Regions from separate parts of the Homo sapiens genome. Here region 1 is linked to region 2. Evidence: chromatin loops called from intact Hi-C (ENCODE). Cell type or tissue: HepG2. All regions are shown on one strand. Each heading gives the region's core, and the rest is flanking DNA. Links, peaks and the distances in the headings are about the cores only.

Region 1 (5,385 bases), core at 183-5,182, 91 kb before region 2:
TTCATTCCTCCATATATATACTATAATTAATAATTATGGTCCAGTGGAGGATACAGACAAGAAAAAAGGCAGGTAGCCTCCAAGGAGCTATAATTATAATGAATAAATACAGCTATACTATATTAATAATTATTAATTATTATATATATATACAGGCACACTTGTTTTCTAGGTACTATGTTAGCAGCCCAGGACAGAAATAGTCCTTATCCTCATGGAATTTAACATTCCAGTGAGAGGAGACATAAACAAGCAAATGAACTGGGATATGAAATAATTTCAGCTATGATTGAAGTGCTTTCTAGGTTATGTAATAACTTGGTCATGGAGAGCCACTTCTTGAAAATGGATCACTCGTAGGCAGGGAGAAGAGTTCCTAATGAATCTAAAAATGCCAAAGAAACAATAGACACTGGAGACTACCAGAGGGAAGAGACAAGGAGGGGGACAACAGCTGAAGAACTAACTGTTGCGTGCTATTCTCAGTACCTGGGTGATGGGATCATTTGTACCCCAAACCTCAGCATCATGCAGTATACCCAGGTAACAAACCAGAACATGTACCTCCTGAATCTAAAATAAAAGTTGAAAAATAAAATGAAATAAAAATAAATTTAAAAAATTGCCAAGGAAAGCACATGTGGTAAATGAGTGTGTTTCCCTAGACAGCATTATTAGATGCTATGGAGTGCTGATCGGGGAGAGGCAAAGACATGCAGGGCGACCTGAGCAGCCCTTTCATTGGACTCTTTCTAAGGTTCTGGCGAGGCTTCTTCTCTGTCCTGAGCTCAGACCACAGCCCAGTGGCACGCCATGGCCAGGGAGCCCACTTGCTTTGTAAATGCAAGCCCCCGGGCTGAATGACTAATGTCTTGGAACTTCCTTCTGAGAGCACCAAACCACTGCCAGTAATCATTAGAGACCCCTCATAAGATCTGAATAGACAAAGTCATTCATGTTAAAATTAAATTGGGTTGGGCATGCTGGCTCACACCTGGAATCCCAGCACTTTGGGAGGCCAAGGCAGGTCAATCACCTGAGGTCAGGAGATCGAGACCAGCCTAGCCAACATGGTGAAACGCCGTCTCTACTAAAAATACCTAAAATTAGCCGGGCATGGTGGCGTGCGCCTGTAATCCAAGCTACTCAAGAGGCCGAGGCAGGAGAATTACTTGAACCTGGGAGGCGGAGGTTGCAGTGAGATGAGATCATGCCACTGCACTCCAGCCTGGGTGACAGAGCGAGACTCTGTCTCACACACACAAAAAAATTAAATTAAAAAAATCAAATTCTTGGCTGGGTACAGTGTCTCATGCCTGTAATCCCAGCACTTTGGGAGGCCAGGGTGGGCAGATCACAAGGTCAGGAGATCGAGACCATCCTGGCTAACAAGGTGAAACCCCGTCTCTACTAAAAATGCAAAAAATTAGCCAGACATGGTGTTACGTGCCTGTAGTCCCAGCTACTCGGGAGGCTGAGGCAGGAGAATCATTTGAACCTGGGAGGTGGAGGTTGCAGTGAGCCGAGATTGTGCCACTGCACTCCAGCCTGGGTGACAGAGTGAGACTCTATTAAAAAAAAAAAAAAGAATCAAATTATTTTGCATAAAAGCAAAAGAGAGATTGTGAATTCTCCACAATTGATGGCTGAGCTTGATGGGTGAGATGACAAGTTAGATGCTGCCAATGAGGAAAGTGACAACAACAAAAATAGCTACTATTTAGTGAGTGGCTGTCATACGTTGGCACTACACATAGATTAATTCATTTGATCATCACATAACTGAATTCTGTAGTCGTTACTATTCTTGTTCTATCTTGTACTGCATAGGAAATTGAGACTTAACAAATTTGGAAACTTAATATTTCCAAATGTTACACAGCTGTAAGGGGTGGGGTTCAGTTTGAACTCAGACAGTCTAATTCCAGAGCCCATACCACACTACCTGAAAATTATCCCTGTTTTCCTACAGAATGCTTGGGTGCACATAGGCTACTTCCTGCAGGTTAAATATGGGTGTCGTCAGAAACCAGGTCATCTCATCACGGTCTGGGTAAACTGTCATTTTCACTTGCTCGTATATTTCTTCTATATAAACTGAAATATGGCCAGTGTCACTTTGCAGAAGCTAGTGGCTTTCTGTCCCTTCAAAGTCAGAAAATGTTCATTCATTAAACAAATATTTACTGAGCACCTACTACAGGCTGGCAGTGTTTTTCAGAGCACACAGCACTTAACTCTTCTAGCTCCTCTCTCAGAGAGACCATGGGATTTGTGTGGCCACTTCACAGTAGGTAGTCATCTATAGTTGATGCAAGACTGTCTGTCACCAGATGAACAGCTTGTTTGCTTATGTATGACCCCGAGTCCTGAATGATTGACTATCTTTCCTGTTTTGTCAATTACTGAAAGATATTAGCCTTTCATTCTGTTAGGCAAAGTTTTCTTCCCTTTATAGGAGAATACTCTTGCACAAACTTTCCTGCTGTGACATTAATTTTAAGATCCACCTTCTTCTCATTGGCAGTTCTTTTAGATTTGTTTTTATGGAGAATAAATTTTTCCTTTTGCATCTGAGCCTCCCACCGCACCATGGTGTTAACTGGCTGTGAAAACCATTTCTCTGTGTGTAGCTAAGGCAGACTAGTAAGGGTGGAGGGGAATCCAGGGGTCAGAGGGTAGGCAGAGGAATCCAACTATTTTCTTATCTTGATTAAGACAGTTCTGAGCCATGAGGGAAAAATACGGCTGTCATTTCTTTACAGGTTGGTCCCTCATTAGGACAGGTTCTTGTGACCGTCATGGAAACATGAACTTTAAAGCTGAACAGATAATGGAGTATAAAGGAAATCCCAAATAAACATCGATTTAAGGATTGGTGTTCCTCAAGAGAAACCACTGTTCTATACTCTTCTATCTAAGCAATAGAAGATGAGCAAATATTTAAACCCAGGAATGATTTCTAATGTGAATAATAGAAGCCCTGACTACAGGCTTATTTGTTTCATGTAACAAGCTGATATTATTAGCTCAGTGGCTCAATGACATTAGAGCTAGCACGTCTAAGATTCTCTTGGCCTTTTTTTTTTGGATAGCAAAATGTTCCAGCTGAACATCACATCTGTGTTCAAGGCAGGAAGAAAAGGGAAAGAAAAAGATAGTGGCAAGCATGTCTCTTGCTTTTGTTAGGAAGGTAAAACTTTTCCTTAAGGCCCCTGCCTGACTTCCCTTGACAGGTCGTTAACAGAACTGGATCATGTGGCCATCCCTTGATACAGGAATGTGTGGGAAAGCTGGCAGTGGGATGGTCATGATTGATTTAGACTAGTCAAAATTTATTCTGTGGGATGGGACATATTTTCACTCTGGTCAAAATTAAGGTTTTATTAGCAGGAAGATGGAGGAATAGATACTATGTAGGCAGCTAACACTGTGTACCCCTTTGTTCATTTTCCTTGCCATTGGGAGCCACATGGAACAGGCTGTTCCATGAAAGCCCTAAAAAGACCTCTTTTCTCAGCTTTATTCTCACTGTGATTCAGGGCACAGCAGGCACCATGAGCACCCACTTTGAGAGTGGGGAAATGTCCTCATGTGGAATCCATATGTTTTCAAGGGCACTACCTCCTCCTCAGATTCACACCTACGTGGAAACCAACAGGTTTACGTCATTCCCCAAACCCCCTCTAAGCTCAGTTCTAAAATCTTTAGATAGCTGCAAAGCAAACAGCTGAGCTTTTCTGCTCTACACACACACACACACACACACACACACACACACACACACACACACATTTTTGGGCTGATAATAAAGGGAAAAGTGGGATTTCAGTAACAGATGACTATTTCAGCCAGCAAATGCTTTTTGTGTTTTAAATGAAAAGCAAAACTAATCTCCAAGTCCTAAACATTAGAGATCCAGAGATAATGCACAATGAAAGAATTCAATGTTAGTACCAGGGCTCTACCCAGCAGAGAGGAAATGCAGGTTCTATCATTTTTGGCAAATAATTGTCCACACACTGACTTTTTATTTCAGCCTTGTCTTATGTTAATGTTCCCTTGTCCCAGAATGTGTCCTCCCTTAGCAGCGACAGATTTGACTTATGGATAGTTGGGTTGTGGTCTTGTTTTGTAAGTCAAGGTTGGAGATGGTTGGAGAGAGGGAAGGGTAAGACAGAGAGGGAATATCCAAGACATAGTTTGTCATCTCGGAGGGGCATCTGTTACCCAGGACCACTCTTGCAACAGTGCACTAGAGAGCGACCAGTAGAGTGTTGCACATTGTTGCTGTCTGACAGTTATAAAGCTTAAATTAACTGCATTACCTTTCTTGAGTGGAGTGGAGGTGGGCCACACATTCAGTACCCAGAAACATCTTCTCTTGATCAAGAAAGGACTGCTAAATCTTTCATATTGCAACTTCATATGAAGTTACGTATGACCCTTTCATATTGTAAGTTACATACATATTGAAGTTACACATGACCCTTTCATGTTGTGTCTTCCCCTCCATACTTTGGCCATAGCCATAGTGAACTCAACCACAGCATTCCATGTAACACATCCGATTTATTTATTTATTTTATTTTCAATTTTTTTTTATCACATGCTTTATTTGTCTGTCTCCTAGATAAAAAGTTTTATTGGCCTCAGGCTGAAGTTTGCAATTATATTCCAAATACCCAAAGTGGGTATATTATTGACGTTGTCCTGAGAGAGGGACAGACAGTTTGACTGTGTTGCTTTCTTTGGAGTCAGTTTTGGGGCTGTTAAGGATTACCTGGAAACATTAGATGAAGCTGGGGCTGGACACTTCTTCTCAGGACAGAAGCACATTCATCTAAATGGAAATCTAAGGTGAGTTGTCACTGTTATACTCAATGACAAAGAGTCTGACCCTAGAGTTAAATTAGAAGTAAGTCAAGGATTTGAATGTCCCCAGGCTCTGGGCAAGTGGTCCTTTCCTGTGTTTAAAAGCATAGAGGAAATTTTCTTTCAACATTTATGCTTTAACTGAATTGCAGGTGAGTGAAAATGCAAACGCTGGATTTTCATAAAGAAGCTTTGATTATTGTTATTTTTTTTATACATTTAATAGAAAACATTAAGAAACAGAGAACTTAAACGTTGCTTTTGGCTGCAGGTAACTTTAAATGAAAAATGAAGTCAGTGCTGTTTCCTTCCTTCTTTTATAATATGCTTATTCATTTAGGAGTTTTTAATCGACTCTGTGGAAAATAACTGAAACAAAATATTTTAAGTTATTTGAGCCAAGCAATTCAGCTTACTTTCGAAGATGGAGGAGAGGAAGAAATATCACAGCATTGCCTGGTTAAAAATTGGCAAGCATTGTGTGCCAAGTATGGCTCTTTTTTCCTAAAT
Region 2 (5,385 bases), core at 247-5,246:
TGCAAAAAACTGAAGCATGATTTATGGTAATGTTTCATAACAGCTGGTATTAATAAAATGGGTAAAGGTTTTGCAGGCTTTTCAGGATGAGGCTCTAAATTTTTAGAGAAAAAGGATATTATGAATTACAATTTACAAAGTAGCTTGGTTCAATTCAGAGCTTTCAGGTTGCTTATATTTCAACCAGTTGGTAAGGAACACTGTGTAAAAAAAATGTTGACTACTTCTTGCTTATTTAAAGGCCATTTTAATCTTATGTGGCCATTGATAGGTTGCTTTGTAGGATGCTGTGGAATTTAAAAAGAAACATCTATAGAGTCTCATTCTATAGGGCAATAATTCTCACACTGTGGTCCTGGAACCAGCAGCAGCAACGTCACCTGGGAACTTGGTAGGATGTAAGTTTTTCTGTGGCCCTGCCCTGAGATGCAGAATCAGAAGCTCTAGGGTTAGGGCCCAGTCATCTTGTTTGAACAAGCCCTGCAGGTGGTGCTGATACACATTCAAGTTTGAGTACCCCTGCTCTTAGGGTAGCATTATCTTGGACTGTGTACATGTATGCATGTATGTGCTCACACTGGAATATTACACTCCCAAATAAACATCAAAAAGTCTTGAATGTAGAACAAAGTAATACTTTACCTACTCTGTAAATGTATGCCCAGCTCACTTCTGGCTCTGCACAGCTTCAGGGGCCTGGGCTTTCCCTAAACAGCTGGTCTGAACTGTCCCTTAAATTTGTTGGTAGCGTTAATGATTCAGTCTTTGCTACACTAGCTGTGAAGCTTTGAAGGTCACTTATTTTAAGACACCAGTTAAAGAACAATTACCACAAGCTAGGTACTGTGCTAAGAACTTTGCTTTCAATATCTTTTTAACCCTCAAAACAACTGTATGAGTAGGTGTTTTAATCTTCATATCACGTGAGGAAACTGTAGCTCAGAGAGGCTTAAAGAATTACTTAAGGTCGCTCAGATGATAAATAGCAAAGACAGGATTTAAACCCGTGTTTTTACCTATTATATGCTACCTATGGTTGCTGGTCACCATTAGCAAAAAGGCTTTCCCATTGGCTGTTCCTGTCACCTATGTCCTGGAAGCCTGGAGCGCCAGGTTTCTTTCCCCAACAATGGTTTACTTGGAGTTTGGATCTGACAATTCCATATGCTCAGGTAAAGAAGCATTAGCAGGATACAAAAAGGTGTTTTTGAGAATTCTGAAGAATCAAAAAAGGATGAACATGAGGAACATGTTATTGGAAAGTGGAGGAAAGGGAATCCTTGTTATATAGCAGCAAAAACTTAGATTATCCTACAGCTTTGGGGAAAGCAGATTTTGTAAGTGATAAAACTGTACATAGCTGAGTAGCTTTGGGAGCAAAATGTTGAAGATGTAGATTGGTTTCCTTCCTCTCTGCTTCTTTCCTCCCCTGCTCCATCTGTTCTTGTCTTAGTCTGCTCAGGCTGCTATAATAGAATACCATAGACCTAGTGAGGAATAAACAATAGAAATTTATTTCTAACAGTTATGGAGGCTGTGAAGTCTAAGATCAAGGTGCTGGTAGGTTTGGGGTCTGGTGAGGGCCTGCTTTCTGGTTTTTGCTGTAAACTCACATGGGAGAAGGGGCAAGGGAGCTCTCCAGAACCTCTTTTATAAGGGTACTAATCCTACTCATGAAGGCTCTACCCACATTCTGTAATCACCTTGCCAAAGCCCCACCTCCAAATACAATCACTTTGGAGGTTAGGATTTCAACACATGAATTTGGTGGGGCAGAGACACAATATTTAGTCTGTGGCACTTCTCCTCTCCTCCCCTCCCCTCTTCTTTATCCCCTGCCCTGACTCACTACTCTGGATTTGGACATGTATTTCCTTATTTACAAGCAACTTGAAGTTCACAGTATTTTTCAGTCATTTCAGCTTTTACTTTAGATTCAGGGGTGTATTATTCTGTTCTCACTGCTATGAAGAAATACCTGAGACTAGGTAATTTATAAAGCAAAGAGGTTTAATTGACTCCCAGTTCCACATTGCTAGGGGGAGCCTCAGGAAACTTACAATCATGGCAGAAGGCAAAGGAGAAGCAGGCACCTTCTTCACACGGTGGCAGGATGGAGTGAGTGCCAGTAGGGGAAATGCCAGACGCTTATAAAACCATCAGATCTCATGAGAAGTCACTCACTATCACAAGAATATCATGGGGCAACTGCCCCATGATCCAATTACCTCCACTTGGTCCCACCCTTGACCTGTGGGGATTTTGAGGATTATAATTCAAAGTGAGATTTGGGTGGGGACATAGAGCCAAACCATATCAAGGGGGCACATGTGCTGGTTTGTTACATGAGTATATTGCATGATGCTGAGATTTGGGGTATAGATCCCATCACCCAGATAGTGAGCATAGTACCCAATAGGTAGTTTTTCAATCTGTGCTCCCTCTACTTTCCCCCTTCTAGTAGTCTGCAGTATCTGTTCTCATCTTTATGTCCATGTGTATTCAATGTTTAGCTCCCATTTATAAGTGAGAACATGCAGTATTTGGTTTTCTCTTCCTGCATTAGTTAGCTTAGGATAATGGCCTCCGGCTCCATCCATATTGCTGCAAAGCACATGATTTCATTATTTTTATGGCTGTAGTATTCCATGGTATATATGTACCACATTTTCTTTATGCAATCCACCACTGATGGTCACCTAGGTTTGTTTATTCCTTATCTTTCTTTTGTAAATAGCACCATGATGAACATATGAGTGCATTTGTCTTTTTGGTAGAATTATTTATTTACCTTTGGGTATATACCCAGTAATGGGATTGCTGGGTTGATTGGTAGCTCTGAGTTATTTGAGAAATCTCTAAACAGCTTTCCACAGTGGCCGAACTAATTTACATTCCCACTAACAGTGTATAAGCATTCCCTTTTCTTTGTAGCCTTGCCAGCATCTGTTATTTTTTGACTTTTTAATAATAGCCATTCTGACTGGTGTGAGATGATATGTCATTGTAATTTTGATTTGCATTTCTCTAATGATTAGTGAAATGGAACATTTTTTGTTGGGCTGTTGTATGTCTTCTTTTGAGAAGGCTCATAGTATTTTTTGTACCCCAATTTATGTTGTTGGTTTGTATTATGTGCAATTTTATTCATTCTCCTTGTTCACTTGTGAATATTTTTAGGAGGTGGGGAAATTCATATTTGGGTGGCTGCATTGTCTTATGATGAGATTTCTAATCCTTGATATTCTTGACATTTTTGGCCAGATAATTTCTTTGTTGTGGGGGACTGCCCTGTACATTGTAGGATGTTTAGCAGCACTCCTGGCCCCTACTCACTAGAGGACGGACGGTAATAGCTATTTATCCCTCCACCCCGCATCTTGAATCGTGACAACCAAAAATGTCTTTAGAAATTGCTAAATGACTCCTGGGATGTAAAAATCACTCCCTAGTTGAGCACTGCTGTTTTATAGGAATCTTCCCATCTCTTTTTGCTCTACTTCTACACTTTACTTGGGAATTTCCTCAGCTTTATCTTTCATTTCTGTCAGCATGACTTAATATTTGTTGTTGTTCTCATACTGTTTCTTTAAAAAAATTAAAATAACATCCTTTTCTTCTTCTATAAATGTGATGTTTTTTCTTTCCTTTGACTACATTATTTATAGTTATTAGCTTATTGTTTTGATTTTTCCTCTCTTACCTTTGTTTCTGCTAAGTACTTTTATCCCATTGGTTTGTTTTACATTTTGTCTTTGTAAGGAAAATGGATGTGCTTCAATCAAGACTAGGCTGAGGTAAAAATCTGGTGCAGCATGACACAACAGGATTAGAGCACAGGCACACAATCCCGTGCATTATATAATCACAGTTGTGTAACCATGTCACGGGTGGGCTCATCACCTGGCTCTGACCCACGGTTGTCTATGAGTAATATAACTGCACTGCTAACTCTGTGAGAGGGAGCCAGCTGCTTTGCAGGCAGACAGAGGGGAGCCAGAAAGCGGTGAGTGCACCAGGGAGTGCAGCTGCAGGCGTGGGGGTGGCAGGAGCTGTGGAGCTTGTGCTGAGAGGGAGTGAGGCTGGAGTGGGCAGCTGAGACAAAGACTGTTGGAGAGAGAGAGAATAAAACCATATCCCACTGCCTATGATCCCTTGAGTGTTCTTTCAACTACCCGTCACTCATCTACCAGCTCCCCTTGGACCCCAGCTTGGGCTGGAACCTGACAGTCTTCATGTTAGATGGATTTTCTAAACTGATCACTATTGGTTAAAATTCATATTTATGAGTGAGACACTACAATACTGATTGGAAACCCTTTGTATGCATGTGGGACATATTTGTTGGTCTTCAGTGTAGGGTAACTGGATAGTAATCCCATCATTTCATGGGGGAATCCCTAATGTCAGTGTCTATGTGTCTTTTCTCTTGGCTTGATTAGTTCCACCAAAGAGGAAGCCTCTAATTTTCCACTTGTTAGTTGGCATTTTGGGAGAGGCTCAAGGGAAGAGGCCAGGGCAGTAGGATAGGGTAGGACAGGTGAAACCCACACTTTCCTTGTCTGTTCTGTCTTTTTCATAAACGCACTCCCTAAGCTTTTCCAGGTTCCTCTGCTACCAAATCCTTCATATTTTAATCTCTTCAAATAATAAACATGTGGTTTTCTGCTAGGGCATAGAAGGAGATCAGGGGCTTAGCTGTTTCTTTTAAAGACTTTGAACCAATTCTCCTACTTTCAGTTTTATGCCTTACTATTTTCTTAAAGATACCTGATACCTGCAATTCTTGGGCATTTGCATATTGCTGTTTGATGCCTCCTGTCCCCAAACAGCACTTAGCTTTTTGTGTTTATTTTTTAGGTCAATTGCCTCTTACTGATTTGTTTTCCAGTTCCTAAAACTTGCTGTATTATGGGAGAGAGTTGAGATAAATGCAAATACTCAGAAGTATTTTGTGCAAATAAATTAATATATTCAGTCAATTGTATTCAACTGGAGCTCCAACATGGTCTTTATCTTAGCGTGCTGGTTCTCAAAGTCTTTTCAGACCAGCAGCCTCAGCATTACCTTGAATACAAGGTATTCAAGGTAATACCTTGTTAGAAATACAAATTCTTGGCCAGGCGCGGTGGCTCACGCCTATAATCCCAGCACTTTGGGAGGCCTAGGCGGGCGGATCACAACGTCAGGAGATTGAGACCATCCTGGCTAACACGGTGAAACGCCGTCTCTACTAAAAATACAAAACATTAGCCGGGCACTGTGGCGGGTGCCTGTAGTCCCAGCTACTCGGGAGGCTGAGGCAGGAGAATGATGTGAACCTGGGAGGCAGAGGTTGCAGTGAGCCGAGATCGCACCACTGTACTCCAGACTGGGCAACAGAGC

What was found. Peaks named below come from ENCODE experiments on the same cell type or tissue, not always from the same donor. Only the 100,000 strongest peaks of a DNase experiment are listed, where the experiment ranks them.
Region 1: a loop joins it to region 2, with 2.6 times the contacts of the local background. A loop is called at or near these places in 1 of 110 quality-filtered maps.

What each region holds. Positions count from the first base shown.
Region 1 is chr2:53,580,627-53,586,011 of GRCh38, reverse strand. LOC105374600 (a long non-coding RNA gene) reads left to right here. Exons shown (of 6, transcript XR_940087.4): 5 at 4,634-4,860. Among named protein-coding and RNA genes, the nearest start is that of CHAC2, 180 kb to the left of the region's middle. In HepG2, for the core only: no CTCF peak of the experiment used is centred there; a DNase peak (open chromatin) is centred at 2,221.
Region 2 is chr2:53,489,418-53,494,802 of GRCh38, reverse strand. No RefSeq gene overlaps it. Among named protein-coding and RNA genes, the nearest start is that of CHAC2, 280 kb to the left of the region's middle. In HepG2, for the core only: no CTCF peak of the experiment used is centred there; no DNase peak of the experiment used is centred there.